Linked DNA regions of Homo sapiens: all the other regions are linked to region 3. A link is a contact called in ENCODE Hi-C or POLR2A ChIA-PET data. All regions are on one chromosome and are shown on one strand. Each heading gives the region's core, a stretch centred on a gene start or an enhancer-like site at or near the end of the contact. The rest is flanking DNA. Distances are from core to core; before and after follow the strand shown. Region 1 overlaps NMT2 (N-myristoyltransferase 2). Region 2 overlaps NMT2 (N-myristoyltransferase 2). Region 3 holds the start of FAM171A1-AS1 (FAM171A1 antisense RNA 1). Region 4 holds the start of ACBD7 (acyl-CoA binding domain containing 7).

What was found. Hi-C counts contacts between places; a loop is a spot of excess contacts on that map. ChIA-PET counts read pairs that join two places held with the same protein, here RNA polymerase II (POLR2A). Pooled maps may share reads with other maps.
Region 1: a loop to region 3 is called in a map of B cell, with 11 times the contacts of the local background. The contact joins the enhancer-like site here to the promoter of FAM171A1-AS1 in region 3. A Hi-C loop is called at or near these places in 2 of 168 maps with a recorded cell type or tissue (B cell and naive thymus-derived CD4-positive, alpha-beta T cell), 1 of 37 single-sample maps with no recorded cell type and 7 of 50 pooled maps. POLR2A ChIA-PET finds 5 or more read pairs at or near these places in 7 of 52 experiments (B cell, BJ, GM12878 and 3 more).
Region 2: a loop to region 3 is called in a map of naive thymus-derived CD4-positive, alpha-beta T cell, with 4 times the contacts of the local background. The contact joins the enhancer-like site here to the promoter of FAM171A1-AS1 in region 3. A Hi-C loop is called at or near these places in 6 of 168 maps with a recorded cell type or tissue (CD4-positive, alpha-beta memory T cell, CD8-positive, alpha-beta T cell, HCT116 and 1 more), 3 of 37 single-sample maps with no recorded cell type and 12 of 50 pooled maps. POLR2A ChIA-PET finds 5 or more read pairs at or near these places in 8 of 52 experiments (A673, GM10248, GM12878 and 4 more).
Region 4: a loop to region 3 is called in a pooled map, with 6 times the contacts of the local background. The contact joins the promoter of ACBD7 here to the promoter of FAM171A1-AS1 in region 3. A Hi-C loop is called at or near these places in 3 of 168 maps with a recorded cell type or tissue (CD4-positive, alpha-beta memory T cell and naive thymus-derived CD4-positive, alpha-beta T cell), 2 of 37 single-sample maps with no recorded cell type and 13 of 50 pooled maps. POLR2A ChIA-PET finds 5 or more read pairs at or near these places in 5 of 52 experiments (GM10248, GM12878, Panc1 and 2 more).

Annotation. Positions count from the first base shown.
Region 1 is chr10:15,139,675-15,143,964 of GRCh38, forward strand. It overlaps NMT2 (N-myristoyltransferase 2), which reads right to left. Exons shown (of 12, transcript NM_004808.3): 2 at 1,748-1,883. It overlaps LOC107984210 (a long non-coding RNA gene), which reads left to right. Exons shown (of 2, transcript XR_007062067.1): 1 at 1-178; 2 at 865-1,455. Among named protein-coding and RNA genes, the nearest start is that of NMT2, 27 kb to the right of the region's middle. Within about 2 kb of position 1,662, at least 2 of the 41 ENCODE cell types and tissues checked have a DNase peak (open chromatin) inside an H3K27ac peak, as active enhancers do; they include B cell, where a contact is called at or near this core.
Region 2 is chr10:15,103,529-15,108,245 of GRCh38, forward strand. NMT2 (N-myristoyltransferase 2) reads right to left here. Exons shown (of 12, transcript NM_004808.3): 12 at 2,242-4,717. RPP38 (ribonuclease P/MRP subunit p38) reads left to right here. Exons shown (of 3, transcript NM_183005.5): 3 at 1-729. The coding sequence ends at 638. Among named protein-coding and RNA genes, the nearest start is that of RPP38, 8.5 kb to the left of the region's middle. Within about 2 kb of position 3,048, at least 3 of the 41 ENCODE cell types and tissues checked have a DNase peak (open chromatin) inside an H3K27ac peak, as active enhancers do.
Region 3 is chr10:15,206,611-15,210,704 of GRCh38, forward strand. It overlaps FAM171A1-AS1 (FAM171A1 antisense RNA 1), which reads left to right and starts at 1,977. Exons shown (of 3, transcript XR_007062068.1): 1 at 1,977-2,061. It overlaps LOC105376434 (a long non-coding RNA gene), which reads right to left and starts at 790. Exons shown (of 4, transcript XR_930699.2): 1 at 766-790. It overlaps LOC107984211 (a long non-coding RNA gene), which reads right to left. Exons shown (of 3, transcript XR_001747379.2): 1 at 3,683-4,094; 2 at 3,406-3,588; 3 at 1,647-2,589. RefSeq lists a silencer at 3,456-3,505.
Region 4 is chr10:15,086,976-15,091,139 of GRCh38, forward strand. It overlaps ACBD7 (acyl-CoA binding domain containing 7), which reads right to left and starts at 1,801. Exons shown (of 4, transcript NM_001039844.3): 1 at 1,742-1,801. The coding sequence starts at 1,753. It overlaps ACBD7-DCLRE1CP1 (ACBD7-DCLRE1CP1 readthrough), which reads right to left and starts at 1,801. Exons shown (of 8, transcript NR_144471.1): 1 at 1,742-1,801. RefSeq lists a silencer at 1,586-1,975.

The DNA of each region.
Region 1 (4,290 bases), core at 412-2,911, 67 kb before region 3:
CTTCTCACCCTGCAGTCAGTCAGGGAAAAATTGGGGCAAGTAATTTTCCTTCTCAGTGATTCCTGGTTCTTTTGTGTAAAACAGGTGACAACATCAAAACTACCTGCAAGTCTCACTTCATGGAACACAACAGAAACTCTGCATAAGAAAAAAGGAAATCCACAAAGCTTGTAGAATGGTAACAACTACTATATATATATATATATATATATATATATATATATATATATATATATGCACTGTTTTAGGATGTAAAAACTCTTCAATAAAAATGCTCCAACTGGAACCTCAAGATCGAACTGCGAGTTAGAGAGAAGAGAAGGAACTGGGCTGAAGGAAGTGCAGTACCCAGGCAAAGGCACACAACTAGTGAGCAAGGGGGCAGAGACCAAGCTCAAGGTCTCAGACATCACCCCTTGAGCTGTTTCCACAATACCACATGCTACTCACATTGATTGACTGATTGATTGATTGACATGGTCTCTGTCGCCAGGCTGCAGTGCAGTGGCGTGATCTTGGCTCACTGCAACCTCCACCTCCCAGGCTCAAGCTATCCTCCCACCTCAGCCTCCCAAGTAGCTAGGACTACAGGTGCATGCCACCGTGCCTAACTAACTTTTTGTATTTTTAGTAGAGACAGGGTTTTGCCATGTTGCCCAGGCTGGTCTTGAACTCCTGGGCTCAAGGGATCCGCCTGCCTTGGCCTCCCAAAGTGCTGGGACTACAGGCATGAGCCATCGTGCCCAGCCTATTCACAATAATTTATTTGTAGGTACGATCATCAAAATCATCTCTATTTTGTAATATTTCTAATTCTACCCCTTTTCTTTCTTTTCTTTCTTTTTCTTTTTTTATTTTTTTCAGCCAGGGTCTCTCACTGTTGTCCAGGATGAAGTGCAGTGGTGTGATCATAACTCACTGCAGCCTTGAACTCCTGGGCTCAATGGATCCTCCCACCTCGGCCTCCCAAAGTGCTGGGACTACAGGCGTGAGCCACCGTGCCTGGCTGGTTCTACCCTTTTCACTGTGAGTTTCTTGCATCAAGAGGGCTTTGTGTTTCCCAGAGGCCCAGCATACAGGGTGCCTGGGGGTTGGCTCCACAGACAGGGATGGCTGCCATCTGTGCCACCAGACACCCACGCAGTACAATCAACCCTCTTCTTGGCCACCATCTGCCAACACGGGGCCCAGCTGGACAACTTCTGGTTTGGTTTAAACTAGGAGAATGTCAGGAACTATTTCCCACCCTTGGCATTAGAATGAAGAACGACCGCTGCAAACTGGTTTAATTCAAAGTCAACGAGAGACTTACCCATGGCTGCTCCCGCTGAAATCTGCTGCCAGATGGTGTTGTGCTATTCAGGTAATTAGACAGACACCCAGAAAAATTACAATGTGAATATCTTCTGAACGAAAAGTAATCAAATATTAAAGTGTAATTTCAAAAAAACCTAACAAGCTCACACTGAGACTTTCTTCTAGAACGACAATCTAAATACAAATTCACTGAGAAAAGGGAAAAACACAGCAGGTATCCACACACACACAAAAGCACAGTGTACCCCTTCGTTATTTGGGTGCCAAAGTCCATTTTAAGGAGGCTGTCAAGAGCTTCCAGTTACTAGTGGCATTCAACACACAGTCACAACAAAGTCCCTACACATCTGATGCAGCAGCGCGCTAAACTGCGTAAACCCACTCATGCACGAGAAACCACACAGAGGAAAAAATAAAACAGAGCTCTCACTTTCGAAGGCTGCTGAATTTTAATCTCCTGGGAATCAGATGCCGAGTCTGACTTGGTGCCTCCGGAATTTGGTTTCTCCTTTTTTCTCTTCTGTTTCTTCTTTTTCTTTTTGGCTCCCAAATACCCTCCAGGACTTCTGCAGGAAATGCAAAGATGGTGAAACCAACCAACAAACAAAAATCATTAAATGAAATTGAATTGCATACAATTAATCATTTCAAAAAACACAGCTGTTACATGCAGTAGAAAATAACTGTGTTAGGATGTAGGTGAGGAATAAAAGGTAGTGGAGTGAAGACGGTAACAGGCAATGCAGAAGAATACCAGCCCCCGCTCAGTCATCCTGCAGGTGCTTAGAAGTCACGAAGCAGGAAGATTGCAGAGATAAACCACATTTTATAACTGAAGTAAAATAGTTTCCACGGTTATCACTACTCTCCTAATCTACGTTTAAGTCAGCTTTCGGGAGGAGAGATACATGATATGAAAAACTCCATTATCAAGATCTCTTGGGTACGACAGAACACTAATCTTGAAGCAACAGAACTAAACAAACCACTTTTTTGCAGAGGAGGAAATGTTCCCTGATAAAGATTTTTACTAGGGGGGCTAACAATGAAAAGCTTTAAGTGTCTAACTACAGAGAGAGACCCTGTCACAAACAATCACAAACAAAACACAAAGTGCTAGTTTTGTTACCTAGCATCTAGGTTATAAAGGAACTTTTCTTTCCACTGGTTATTCATGTTTTAAAGTAATGAACTTTTCCATTTAAAATGGATAATTCCTCTGTGACATCCAAATATGAAAGGCATGTGCAATAGTGAGAGAAACTGTTTAAGAACTAAGCACGCTGTTGGGCACAGTGGCTCATGCCTGTAATCCCAGCACTTTGGGAGGCTGAGGCAGGTGGATAGCTTGAGCCCAGGAGTTCAAGACCAGCCTGGGCAATAAGGGGAAACCCAGCCTCTACCAAAAGGAAAAAAAAAAATTAGCCAGGTACAGTGGCACGCACTTGTAGTCCCAGCTACTCAGGAGGCTGAGGTGGGAAGATAGCTTCAGCCTGGGAGACGGAGGTTGCAGTGAGCCAAGATTGTGCCACTGCACTCTGGCCTGGGCAACAGAGCTGGAGAAAAAGAAAAAAGAACTGAGCACTTGAGCTATAGATTCATATTTCCACTCCAATTCTAAAATAGAAAACAGTGCTTATTTTGGAAGATACATTAAGACTTTGTCAAATGGTACCCTAGTGGTTTAAAAATAGTAAGGTTTTGCCACCTCACAACAAGCAGTTTATTTTCATCAATAGAATCAAATTTGTGCTATCATGATGTTTATATTTAAAATCACCTGGTGGCCAAGGACACTCATCAATATCTGACTAGCAATTGGGATTAAACAAACATATCACAGCCAGGTACATGAGCTAGAAATATGCTGCAGATACGTTCAGTTTTGTATATTCTCTGGTTTGGGAGTAGGACTATTTTAGGCTTTCCTCTCCCGGTGTTCCTATTGCTGGCACCCTGTGAATTGGTGAATCCGTTGTACTGTTATAGTGTGATTTATGTATGCATTTGTATGTGCTACTTAAGAAGTCTATTCTTAATTGCGTCCCTAAGGTCTCCAATGCCTCACACCAGTACATACTAATACAAATGCTTGTGGAATGAATGAGTGGATAAGTCTGGCTCTAGAGGTGGTGCCATCACATATTCCCAGGCCATAAAATACTTCTGAAAGCTACCATTGTTTCAACCTCAATGGTAAAGCCTACTGCAACTTACTATCAAGTAATTATTGAACATTTACTATGTGTTCAGCATTATCTTGGGGCCACAGGCTGGGTGGGAGGGACCAAAATCATGGTGGACATGCCTGTGACTTCACAACCTAGGGGATTATCCCTCTCCCACTTCTACCATGTATTCTAACTGCTACTGGTTATGGCTTTCCAGAAACCACTAGGAGCCTGGGACCTCACAGCTTTTCTGTATAATACTTCCACTTTAAAATATCTCCAAATTTCCAAGAAGCTTGGTTACAGAGAGATACAGAATAAAAGGCAGTGACTGGGAAGGACGCTTTGAAGTAGATGCCTATCCAACTGGATGAAAATATATTTGTCCTGAGTGTCAGTTAGTAATTTGCTCAGCCAGGCATGGTGGCTCACGCCTATAATCCCAGCACTTTGGGGGTCCAAGGCGGGAAGATCGCTTGAGCCTAGAAGGATCTCTTGAGACCAGCCTGAGCAATATAGTGAGACCCTGTCCCCATAAAAAGTAAAAAATTAGCTGGGCATGGTGGTGTGCACCTGTGGTGCCAGCTACTTGGGAGGCTAAGGTGGGAGGATCACTTGAGCCTGGGAGGCTGCAGTGAGCCATGATCATGCCACTGCACTCCAGCCTGGGCAACAGAGTGAGACCCTGTCTCAAAAACAACTACAACAACAACACAACAACAATAATAATAGTCTCTAAAACAGATAAACTCATGGAAACTTGAGGGGATCTGGAGACATTTTAAAAAATTAAAATACCAGA
Region 2 (4,717 bases), core at 1,798-4,297, 100 kb before region 3:
TGAAAAAAGAAAGCAGAGAGAAATGCAGCATTGCTGTTGATATTAGTGAGAATCTGAAGGAGAAGAAAACAGATGCTAAGCAGCAAGTGTCAGGGTGGACGCCTGCACACGTCAGGAAGCAGCTTGCCATTGGCGTTAACGAAGTTACCAGAGCCCTGGAAAGGAGGGAACTGCTGTTAGTTCTGGTGTGTAAATCAGTCAAGCCTGCCATGATCACCTCACACTTGATTCAGTTAAGCCTAAGCAGAAGTGTCCCTGCCTGTCAGGTCCCCCGGCTCAGTGAGAGAATCGCCCCCGTCATTGGCTTAAAATGTGTTCTAGCCTTGGCGTTCAAAAAGAACACCACTGACTTTGTGGACGAAGTAAGAGCCATCATCCCCAGAGTCCCCAGTTTAAGTGTACCATGGCTTCAAGACAGAATTGAAGATTCTGGGGAAAATTTAGAGACTGAACCTCTGGAAAGCCAAGACAGAGAGCTTTTGGACACTTCATTTGAAGATCTGTCAAAACCTAAGAGAAAGCTTGCTGACGGTCGGCAGGCTTCTGTAACATTACAACCCCTTAAAATAAAGAAACTGATTCCAAACCCTAATAAGATAAGGAAACCACCCAAAAGTAAAAAAGCTACTCCAAAGTAATCTTGCATAAACTTGTCATGTCATACAGTTTGTGAAAGGACACCTTGTAAAGAAGCCTTGAAACTAATAAAATGAGTTATACTTACATAGATTCATAGGGTCCTGTTTGGTAATATTCAAATGTGTAAGACTCTTTGTAACTATGGCACAGATATACTAAGTGCAGGAAATATTCAAAATTAGGAATAGCCAAACAGACATTTATTGAAACTAGTGTTCATGCGTGTGTAAATTGACTTTTTCTTTTTCTTTTTTTTTTTTTTGAGACAGTTTCACTCTTGTTGTCCAGGCTGGAGTGCAATGGTGCGGTCTCAGCTCACTGCAACCTCCTCCTCACGGGTTCAAGCAATTCTCCTGCCTCAGCTTCCCAAGTATCTGGGACTACAGGTGCGCACCACCATGCCTAGCTAAGTTTTGTATTTTTAGTAGACACGGGGTTTTACCATGTTGGCCAGGATGGTTTCCGTCTCTTGACCTCGTGATTTGCCCACGTCAGCCTCCCAAAGTGCTAGGATTACAGCTGCGAGCCACCGTGCCTGGCCTTTTTTTTTTTTTTTTTGAGACAGAGTTTCGTTCTGTCGCCAAGGCAGGAGTGCAGCGGCGCAATCTCGGCTCACTGCACCCTCCACCACCCAGATTCAACGATTCTCCTGTCTCAGCCGCCTGAGTAGCTGGGATTGCAGGTGCCCACCACCACACCCAGCTCATTTTTTTGTATTTTTAGTAGAGATGGGGTTTCACCATGTTGGTCAGGCTGGTCTCGAACTGACCTCGTGATCCACCTGCCTTGTCCTCCCAAAGTGCTGAGATGACAGACGTGAGCAGCCGCGTCCAGCCTAAATTGACTTTTTCAAAGGCTGGTAGAGTGCCTGTGAGCAAGAATATCTGTGTCATACAACGCTTAGCATTTTCCTATCAAACCTGGAAAATGTACCACAGTAAATGTTCTAGTCAGTCAGGTAGATGGAACTGAATTGGGGAAGCATTATCAGTTTTAAAGGAAAGATCCCAAATGCCAAGCAATCCATTGTCTTCAGAAGCAACACATCATTTTTCACTTCATGTCAATTTGACTTTTAGGAAGGAATAGACATGAGCTTGGGAGAAAGACTTAATATTTAGAGAAAAAATATCAAAAATATAGAAAAAGTCAGATAAGGTTATTTTGACTGGGTACAGTTCACCCCCATTACGTGATTCACTTACCTCCTTGGAAATCTAACGTATAAAAGGTATGATGGTAATTGGATGAAATGTGGCCAAAAGATTAAAAAAACTGAGGAGCTTGGGTTCTCAGAGGTGGGTGTGTGACAAGAGTCCTTCAGGTTAGGAGATGGAGCATAACCGATGCTCTGTTAGAGTGTCTGCTGTTTACAGTGTGTATGGAAAAGTTACTTTCTGTAATTTAGAAGGAAGGTATTTACTAAAGATTTTTCCAGCTGAAAGTCTGGCTGACTCATGGATTATGCCATCTCTCGATTTAAATTTTACTTAGTGCCATCTTGGCCAAAAAGAAGAAAAAAAGATACCTTATTGAATAGAACATTTTCATTATAGACAAAGTACAGTACAATGCAGTTTTAAATCTACAAGAAACTATCCATTGCATTTCAATTTAGTTTTAATAGCTACTTCATAAGCAAGCAGTTTAATTCTCGAAAATGTTAATTAGTAATCTGCTTCAATTATGGAGGCAAATGTAGTTATTATTCTATTTAAAAGTGGTTAATAATTTGATAACAAATTATGTAAATGACTCTTTAAAGGAGCAGTGTAACTGTCACCGTGAGGTAAGCTCATGACAAAGTTTCCAACTGGCAATGCTGCAGTTATTTATTTTACTTTCGAGATAGAGTCTCACTCTGTTGCCCAGGCTGGAGTGCAGTGGTGTGATCCCGGCTCACTGCAACCCCGCCTCCTGGGTTCAAGCGATTCTCCTGCCTCAGCCTCCTGAATAGCTGGGATTACAGGTGCACACCCCCATGTCCGGCTAGTTTTTGTAATTTTAGTAGAGATAGGGCTTCACCATGTTGGCCAGGCTGGTCTCAAGACTCCTGACCTCAAGTGATCTGCTCACCTTGGCCTCCCAAAGTGCAGGGATTACAGGTGTGAGCCACCGTGCCTGGCTGATTCTGCAATTATTTGAAAACCTACTTTGTATAGACTTTGTGGCATGAAAATGAGTGGGAAGTAAAGTCCTAAATTAGAGCCTTGACTCCAGGTTAAGTCAAAATCTCATTTACTTAATGCTGGTATCTCAAACCCTGTTCCAGTGAATGAGGACTGTTTTGTTTCTTGAAGCCTTTCTCCTGTTAAGAAAGAACGCTAATGCAATTAGGGTGGAACCATCTGAAATTCCAAGTCTTCCATTATCTCCAAGAGAGGTCCTATATTATGTACTACTGTGGGGCCCAGTCGCCCTCTGGTGGTAGTCTCAGGGATGTCACAGCTGTGGGTTGGTCTTTAGAATCACGGCAACCTATAGAAAGGAGAGTTCCAACTCCTTCGTAGTGACCAAGGTCAACAAACTTTCTGTAAAAGACCAGAGAGTGAATATCTTAGGCTTTGCAGGCCACACAATCTGTCACAACAACTCAACTCAGCTTTGTAGTGTGAAGCAGCCATAGGCAATATGTAAATGAAAGTGGCTGTGGCCAAGAGTGGTGGCTCATGTCTATAATCCCAGTACTTTGGGAGGCCAAGGCAGAAGGATCACTTGAGGCCAGGAGTTAAAGACCAGCACGGGAAACATAGCAAGACCTTGTCTCTACAAAAAATGAAAAACTTAGCCAGGCGTGGTGGTATGCACGCCCAGCTAGTTCTTTTTCTTCAAAAAGACGCTGAAGCAGGAGGATCATTTTAACCCAGGAGTTTGGGGCTGCAGTGAGCTGTTGACTGTGCCACTGTATTCTAGCCTGGACAATAGAGTGAGACCCTGTCCTAAAAAAAAAAAAAAAAAAAGTATGGCTATGTTCCAATAAAACCTTATTGAGGGACACCGGAATTTGAATTTTGTGTAATTTGCACATGTCACAAAATGATGTCATTTTTTGGCTTTTTCTCCTCAACCATTCCAGAAAATAAAAACATTCTTAGCCTGTGGGCTACACAAAAATAAGCAATGGGCTGGATTTAGCCCACAGGCCATAGTTTGGTGGCCCCTGCCTGGGATAAGATATGATTGGTTTCACTGGACTCATAACTTGAAGGAAATGCCATCATGTCTAAAACAATTAACTTCTGCACTGAACTTCCTAGGCACTGGCCCAGTAAAAGCAGGGAAAAGTATCTACTTTTGTTTTTTGAGACGGAGTCTTGCACTGTCACCCAGGCTGGAGTGCAGTGGCACGATCTTGGCTCACTGCAACTTCCGCCTCCTGGGTTCAAGTGATTCTCCTGCCTCAGCCTCCTAGCAGCTGGGATTACAGGCACCCGCCACCACACCCAGCTAGTTCTTTTTGAATTTTTAGTAGAGATGGGGTTTCACCATGTTGGCCAGGCTGGTCTCGAACCCCTGACCTCAAATGTTTCGCCCGCCTTGGCCTCCCAAAGTGCTGGGATTACAGGCGTGAGCCACCACACCCAGCCAAGGCATCTACTTTGTGGTATCTGAGTTGAGGCCAGGCTACGTGGCCTCGGTTAGCATCTTATTTTTCCCGCAGATTATTGGCAATATAAACACACATCTGTAAGCCATGAAAGTTTTTCAAATTCTAGATTAAAAACACCATCAGTAACAAAATTATGAATACTTATTTACAAATAAGACATTTTCCATTAGCATGACACATGACAGTTTTCATGATAAAATCAGCATAGAGGAGTATGTGCAATTTTGCATAAGTAATAAAAACATTCAAACTATCAATGCCCTGATAGCACGAATAAGTTCCACCAGGCATCTCTTTTGACTTTACAGTTTTTTATTTCCTTTTCTTCATATATCCTTGATGTTGCTGAGAAGAAACTGAACTTTGCACAACAGCAGAAAAGTCTAGTTAGTCGCGGGTACAGGCTCTTTCTTTTTTTTTTTTTTTGAGACGGAGTCTCACGCTCTGTCACCCAGGCTGGAGTGCAGT
Region 3 (4,094 bases), core at 727-3,226:
CCTCTCTTGCTCCCACTCTGGCCATGTGTGATGCCTGCTCCTGCTCTGCCTTCTGCCATGATTGTAAACTCCCTGAGGCCTCCCCAAGTAGATGCTGGTGCCATGCTTCCTGTACAGCCTGCAGAACCATAGCCAGTTAAACCTGTTTTCTTTATAAATCACCCAGCCTCAGGTATTCCTTTACAGCAACACAGGAATGGCCTAACACCCCAGGTTTGAGCAACACTGTTCTATAGTTACATGCACATTATCTTATTACCATAGAGCAACTCAATTCAAGAATTCAAGAACGGCTGCCATGTTTTACAGAGGTATTGCTTTCAGTAGCAAATTATGGTGATTGGGGACTTACCCTAACATTATTGCCTTGTAGACAGTGTCCTAACACATGTTTCCAGACAAATCTTTAAGAAGGCTGCACCTTCACAGAGCTCACTGGCTATCTTCAGACACCAGGCAAAACATCCCCTTTGAGCAAAGGAGATATTACTCAGCTGAAGCTTGCAGAAAGCAGTACGATGGGGCCGGGCACCATGGCTCACGCCTGTAATCCCAGCACTTTGGGAGACCGAGGTGGGCAGATTACTTGAGGCCAGGAGTTCGAGACTTGCCTGGCCAACATGGTTGTATTAGGGTTCTCTAGAGGGATATAACTAATGGAATATATATATTATATATAATAATATATATATATACACACACACACATGCACATACATATATACACACATATGTATATATAAAGGGGAGTTTATTATTAACTCACATGATCATAAGGTCCCACAATAGGCCGTCTGCAGTCTGAGGAGCAAGGAGAGCCAGTCCGAGTTCCAAAACTGAAGAACTTGGAGCCTGATGTTCGAGGGCAGGAAGCATCCAGCACGGGAGAAAGATGGAGGCTGGGAGGCTAGGACAGTCTCTGTTTTCACATTTTTCTGCCTGCTTTGTATTCTAGCTGTGCTGGCAGCTGATTAGGTGGTGACCACCCAGATTAAGAGTGGGTCTGCCTCTCCCAGCCCACTGACTCAAATGTTAATCTCCTTTGGCAACACCCTCACAGACACGCCCAGGATCAATACTTTGTATCCTTCAATCCAATCAAATTGACATTCAGTAGTAACTATCAAAATGGTGAAACCCCATCTCTACTAAAAACACAAAAGTTAGCCATGGTAGTACATGCCTGTAGTCCCAGTTACTAGGGAGGCAGAGGCAGGAGAACTTCTTGAACCCAGGAGGCAGAGGTTTCAGTGAGCCAAGGTAGCGCCACTGCACTCCAGCCTGGGTGAAAGAGTAAGACTCTGTCTCAAAAAAACAAACAAACAAAAGTAATAGAATGGGGAAAAAGAGATGCCACTGTTTTGTCTACCATTTTCCTTAAAAAGTAGCTGAGAAGCAGCTGATATAGCCCCAAAATGACCATTGTCACACTAGAGCAACAAGATTAGGGAACTGTAAGATACTAGTAATAGTTCAGAGAAATAAACTGTTTTTGTAATTTACAACTTACAAAAACTTTGATATGTATTGTCTCACTTGAATTCAACTCACCCAGAGGTGAGGAGAGCAAATACCCCCAACCTCTTGCTAAAGCATCAGAAGTGAGTCACCTGTCTGTTGGTCAGAGCCAGGCCTGACACCCAGAGCTTCTTCTCCAAATCCTAGATTTTAATAATTAGCATGGTTTACTTATGCCTTAGACCCTCATTATGGAGTGCTGAATGCATACTGTAGACAGATAGCAGAGGGTGCCAGTGAGGTGAGATGGGGCAGCAGCATGCAGAGGTGGCTGCACACTGGGCCGAGTGTCAGGAGATGAGGCCCACCTCTGTGTGGTCACCCATTGCATATGTGGAAAGGTCAACACAACACTTGTGACTTCAGCCTTCAATTTCCTCTGCTGTGAGACCACCAAGCCTCTTTCAGGTTCTTCTATTCCTGCCCATCCTGTTAAGGTGCAAAAGCCTAGCAATGCGAGAATTATGAGCCACTTTGAAGGTACCAAAATACCAACCTGAAACAACTCACAATGGCTGCGAAGAATGGAAAAAACATTTGCCAGGTATTTTAGTGTATATTTACAATTACAGCTTTGAAAATCATTTTTTTTTTTTGGCGGGGAGGAGAAGACTTGCAATTTCTATTTCGCCTGGAGTTTAGCTGGCTTTCTCCCTGATCTATGAGAGCAACTGCCTTTCTCCTTGTCACTGCCTTCTCCTGTTTGAAGGACCATGACAACCATCATGCCCTTTTCAAGTTCTCTGTGATGTCATAAAAGTCCCCAAGACATAATTGCAACTTGCTTTAACTATGGTGTCAATGCAGCAAACAAGAAATCGTGGAATATCAATATGGTTGAAAAATCACCCCCCATTTCTAACTTTACTCATTTTTATGAGGTCCTCTAGGTCTAAACACCTGCATAAGCGATGTCTGTGAGAGGGTGAACACAAGAAATCACACTGAGTTTGTCATGCTTGTGGCCTACGTACCATTCTGTGGCTTTCTGGTTTCCTTCCTTTTTGGTTTTGGTTTCATTTTCTTGGGTGCGATGCCTCTTTGTTTTTGCATTTGTCTGTGCTAGTTTATCCTAAATAAAGTTCCAAATGCACAGGGTCACTATCACTTAAATGATGTTGTGTATCCCCTGGCAGAGCTTAGGGCACACACTTTCTTTTCTTTTCTTTTCTTTTTTTTTTTTTTGAGACGGAGCTTCGCTCTTGTTGCCCAGGCTGGAGTGCAGTGGCGTGATCTCGGCTCACCGCAACCTCTGCCTCCCGGGCTCAAGCAATTCTCCTGCCTCAGCCTCCCGAGTAGCTAGGATTACAGGCACCCACCACCACACCCAGCTAATTTTTGTATTTTTAGTGGAGACAGGGTTTCACCATGTTGCCCAGGCTGGTCTTGAACTCCTGACCTTAAGAGATCCACTCACCTCAGCCTCCCAAAGTGCTGGGATTACAGGCCTGAGCTGCCACGCCCAGCCTTATGTATTTCATTATACAGATTATTATGTATTCCATTTGTAAGTTCTGTCCTATGCATCCTTTATCAGGGACATTTATAATTTAAGTGCATTCATTTCCAGAGAGCTGGCTGTTTAAGCCGTGCACCACTGTTTCTAGCTGGGTGACCTCAATTACTTAACCACTAAGCCTCAACTTCAGTGCAAAACAAAGAAGAATAAACATTCCTTCCTTGAAAGATTTTGAGGATTGAATGCAATGATTGTTTCCAATACATTGTTTCCAGGTAGAGACTCCAGGAACCTCAGTCCCCTTCTCTCCACCCACCTCACCTTGGGGAGAGACCCAGTGGCAGATTCACCCCTGTGCACGCCCACCCCTACTTTCCCAGAGTGGCCCTGTGTGTCTGGACTAAACCGTTACAGGTGGGGAAAACTCACCACTAGGGGGCGGGAGCAAGATGCCTTTGATGGCTGTCGTCCTTCAGACCACGTAACTGATTTGGAATACTGTGACATATTCACCCTTCCACCCTCCGTGGGGAGAGAGAGGATAAATGTGTAAAGTCTGTGGCCACGGTGCTGCATTCAGAGAATCCCACTCTAGTGATCAGCGTTGGCATCCTGAGAAAATGAGAACCACTGAGCCCCAGTTAGGACAACTGTTAAAATGTGATAAAAATCTTCAGCCGACCCAGTTGCCCTTCTGCAAACCCACCTGCTTGTTGTCCTCGGCACACGGCATGCTGTGACTGCTGCTGGCTGCTTAATACATCGGGGCCCATCCAGGTGAGTCTCACCTAAGGAGGAGTCAGCAAAGCAGTCTTCTCCACCCCCATCTTCCTGCCAGATCTCTCAGGATCAGCGCTTACAGTTAATGTGCTACCCGACTTTCCCAGGTAACATGCATTAAATGAGGCTCTTCTAGAAACTGACGTTTTAAGGAGGTGATTCCATTGGCGGCAACCTTAGAGCCGCAAAGGACTGGGGTCAATGACAGCAGAGAGGTCTTCCGGGACTTCCTCCCTCGTCCCTCCTCATCTAGGTCTGGCCCTGGATTTTCCTGGAGGAGCAACTTCCTTATTCTTTTCAGGGGAGCTGACCAACGCCTTCTCCCTGGAGTCTTAGCC
Region 4 (4,164 bases), core at 551-3,050, 120 kb before region 3:
GCACTCCAGCCTGGGCAACAAGAGTGAAACTCCATCTCAAAAAAAAAAAAAAAAAATAGCCAGGTGTGGTGGCAGGTGCCTGTGGTCCAAGCTACTTGGGAGGCTGAAGTGGCAGGATCACTTGAGCCCAGGAGGTCAAGGCTGCAGTGAGCTGAGATCATGCCATTGCACTCCAGCCTGGGTGACAGAGTGAGACCCTGTCTCAAAACAAACAAACTAAATGTTCCACCACAAGCTTATCCTTATTGGACTTCTACCACATGCCAAACATTGTTTTAAATGCTTTATACATATAACTCATTTAATGTATCTCTCCTGCATTTTTAGATAAAGAAACTGAGGCACGGAGAGGTTAACTATGTCACAGGCTAAGTAGAAGTGAGGCACACATTTGAACCCAGATGGCCCTGAAGTATGTATTACAACTTTACGCAGGATAACGTCTTGCCTGACTGAAATGGTTAAAGAAGTGAGCCACGTTCTATGAAATTTTGTGCATGTAAAAGATTACATTTTAGAGGCCGGGCGTGGTGGCTCACGCCTGAAATCCCAGCACTTTGGGTGTCCAAGGCGGGTGGATCACTTGAGGTCAGGAGTTGGAGACCAGTCTGGCCAACACAGCGAAACCCCATCTCCACTAAAAATAGAGAAAAATAGCCAGGAGTGGCGGCGCACGCCTATAATCCCAGCTATTTGGGAGGCTGAGATAGGAGAATCACTTGAACTTGGGAGGCGGAGGTTGCGGTGAGCTGAGATTGCACCACTGCACTCCAGCCTGGGTGACAGAGTGAGACTCCATCTCAAACAGCCTGGGTGACAGAATGAGACTCCATCTTAAAAAAAAAAAAAAAAAATTACAAAAATCAGCCGGGCGTGGTGGCGTGCACCTGTAACCCCAGCTACTGCGGAGGCTGAGACATGAGAATCGCTTACACCTGGGAGGTGGAGGTTGCAGTGAGCAGAGGTTGCAGTGAGCAGAGATCGCACCAACTGCGCCTCAACCTGGGCAACAGAATGAGACTCTGTCTCAAAAAAGAAAAATAAAATTACATTTTAGAATATTTAATAATGAGAAAATGCTCATATTACTGTTTTACGTGTAGGAATAAAACTATATACACAATAACATCATAGGTATGTGTGTAGATATATGCCACACACATACACACATGGAAAATAACATACTAGGACATACTAGGAATTACCCTAGCATGTAGCAGTGATTATCACCTGGGTGAAGGAATTATCATTGGATTATTATCAGTAATTATTACTTTATATTTGTTGTCTTTTCCAAAGTTTTCCACCCTTAACAATTTTTTTCACATACCTATAAAACAGTATTTTTAAATTGGAGCCTCACAGATCTCTTCTGCTCAGTATGACACTAAGAGAGGTCCTGGAGGTCCCAACGAGCGAAGGGGCGGGAGCGGGGGATCTCGACTCCCTCTCGGAGACGGAGAGGAGGAGGCCCGCTCCGTGCTCCCCGGCGCTCCTGCCTTGCCTGCTTTTCCGCTCACCCGGCCCCTGGGGTCCGGAAGGGTTGCCCTGGGAGCCCTGGCTCGCCGTCAGCAGGCACAGGTGCGGTCTACACTGCCATCTGGGGCGCTGGGGAAGGAGTGGGCGTGTCCCCCGGGTCACCGCCGACCGCTCCCAGGGGCGCCAAGCCCACCCGGAGCCCCACTTAAGCACTCCCCTCGCGGAGCGCCCCTCCCGCGTGGCCTCCCCGCGCCCCGGGTACCTGCAGGGCCATGGTGGCGGCTGCCGCGTTGTTGCTGCTGCTGTTGTCGTCCGGTGCTCTGCCCCCTCTCGCACCCACCGCTTCTTAAACGGCCGCGTCTCCTCCGGCCGCTGCCATTGGCCGCGCTCCCGGCCCGGCCGCCTCCCATTGGTCGCGGGCGCGGGGGCGAGGCTGGGCGGTGAGCGGTACTGCACGCCGGGTTCCCCAGGCTGCAAATGGAAAGGCGAAGACAGGAGAATTTAAATGAGTTTCTCTCCGCTCTTGGCTCTCTCTTCTATTCTTTCTCAAGCGGTTCTTTGCAGGAAACCCAGAGAGGTCTCCGTAGGGCACAGGCCTCCCCTGGAATGCCTTCGAAAGAAAGAAAGAAGGAGAGAGACAGAGAGAGAGAGAGAGAGAGAAAAAATATATATATATATAGAGAGAGAGATATATATTTATCTAGAGAGACCCGCCCCAACTCTCTTAAAATACATATGTAATTTTTTCAATTTAAAAAAATTTATACATGTAAATATGTATTGGCCGGGCGCGGTGCCTCACGCCTGTAATCCCAACACTTTGGGAGGCTGAGGCCGGCAGATCACCTGAGGTCGGGAGTTCGAGACCAGCCTGACCAACATGGAGAAACCCTGTCTCTACTAAAAATACAAAATTAGCCGGGTGTGGTGGCGCATACCTGTAATCCCAGTTACTCGGGAGGCTGAGGCAGGAGAATCGCTTGAACCCGGGAGGTGGAGGCTGTGGTGAGCCAAGATTGCACCATTGCACTCCAGCCTGGGCAACAAGTGTGAAACTCCGTCTCAAAAAAAAAAAAGAATAAGTAAATATGTATTTAAAATTTTATAAATTAAAAATTTATATATATAAATTTTTTTCAGAGGTTGGGGTCTTCCTAGGTATATATATATTATATATTTTTTCTCTAAAAATTATATATAAATTTATATATATTTAAAATGTTAAAAATTAAAAATTTTATAAATTAAAAGTGCAAATTAAAAAATATATATATATGTGTTTTTTTTTTTTTTAAGAGAGGTGGTGGGGGGGGCGTCTCACTAGGTTGCCCAGGCTGGTCTCGAACTCCTGACCTCAAGCGATCCTCCCACCTCGGCTTCCCGAAGCACAGGATTCCTTCTTTATACATACTTCTCTCATGTCCATTATTCCTAGAAACGTGGATGATGGATGTGTCTCCTCCACGCTGCCTCCAGGCGCTGTTTATCATGAGAGAAAGTGGCCTGTGGTTTGCACCTCTTCTCTTTATAAAGCAAAACCACCTAAATTCTGGACACATGCTATAATCAGCTTAACTTGTTTTTAATTATGGTAAAGGCACAGGACTAAACGCCTATTCAATTTGACTCAGTTTTCTAGGGGAACAAACCCAATGTCACTCCAAGTCTGCAGACACACCGAATAGGATTACATTTCCAAAGGACTGGAACCGAATTGGGTGGTCACATGAGAAGCTAATTTCCGACACTTCGCATAAATAGTAGCATTGGTGGAGAAGGGTGACTGGGAGAAAAAAGAAACTCAATGTCAGCAAAGTGACTGAGCTTCAACGTACAACAATGCAACAAGAAACCTTTCAGCTTGCTTTTGCATAAAGCTACATTTTTAAAATATTTGCGTTTTCATGAAAATCTTTTTTTTTCTCCTCACAAATATTTTCCTGGTGAAATCAGTGCATTTCCAAGTGAAGGACCAAAAGCAAAATGTTAGAAAAACCTACTGGGCAGTTGTTTGTGTTTGAAGTCCTAGATGATGGGAAAGGTCCCGTGGGGGTACTGAGGCTCATGGCAGCTTCAGCACAGCCAGGCCTTTCTCTGTTAGCCTAGTCCTGGCTGCGGGCAGAACCCGGTCTGTGGTGTTTCAGCAGGAAATACTGCACTGAGTTCAGGTATCAGTCCATATCTTCAGCTGAGACATTCTGGAATTATCGTCACTGTAAGAATCCAGAAGAGGAGAGGGATGGACGCTACATTGTTCTCTGCTTTTTTCTCTAAATCCAGAATGTTCTTTTAAGACCTCTTTTGAAAGTATTTTCTTCTCCTGGGTTGCCATTCCCCATCTCATTGCCTAGCCATGTGTGTCTTGTCTTGAGATGCAAGAAGGGGCCAGGCGCGGTGGCTCACGCCTGTAATCCCAGCACTTTGGGAGGCCGAGGTGGGCAGATCACTTGAGGTCAGGAGTTCAAGACCAGCCTGGCCAACATGGCAAAAACCCTTCTTCTAAAAATACAAAAATTAGCTAGGCATGCTGGTGGGCACCTGTAATCCCAGCTACTTGAGAGGCTGAGGCAAGGAGAATTGCTTGAACCTGGGAGCCGGAGGCTGCAGTGCGCCAAGATCTTGCCACTGCACTCCAGCCTGGGCAACAGAGTGAGACTCTGTCTCAAAAATAAATAAGATAAAATA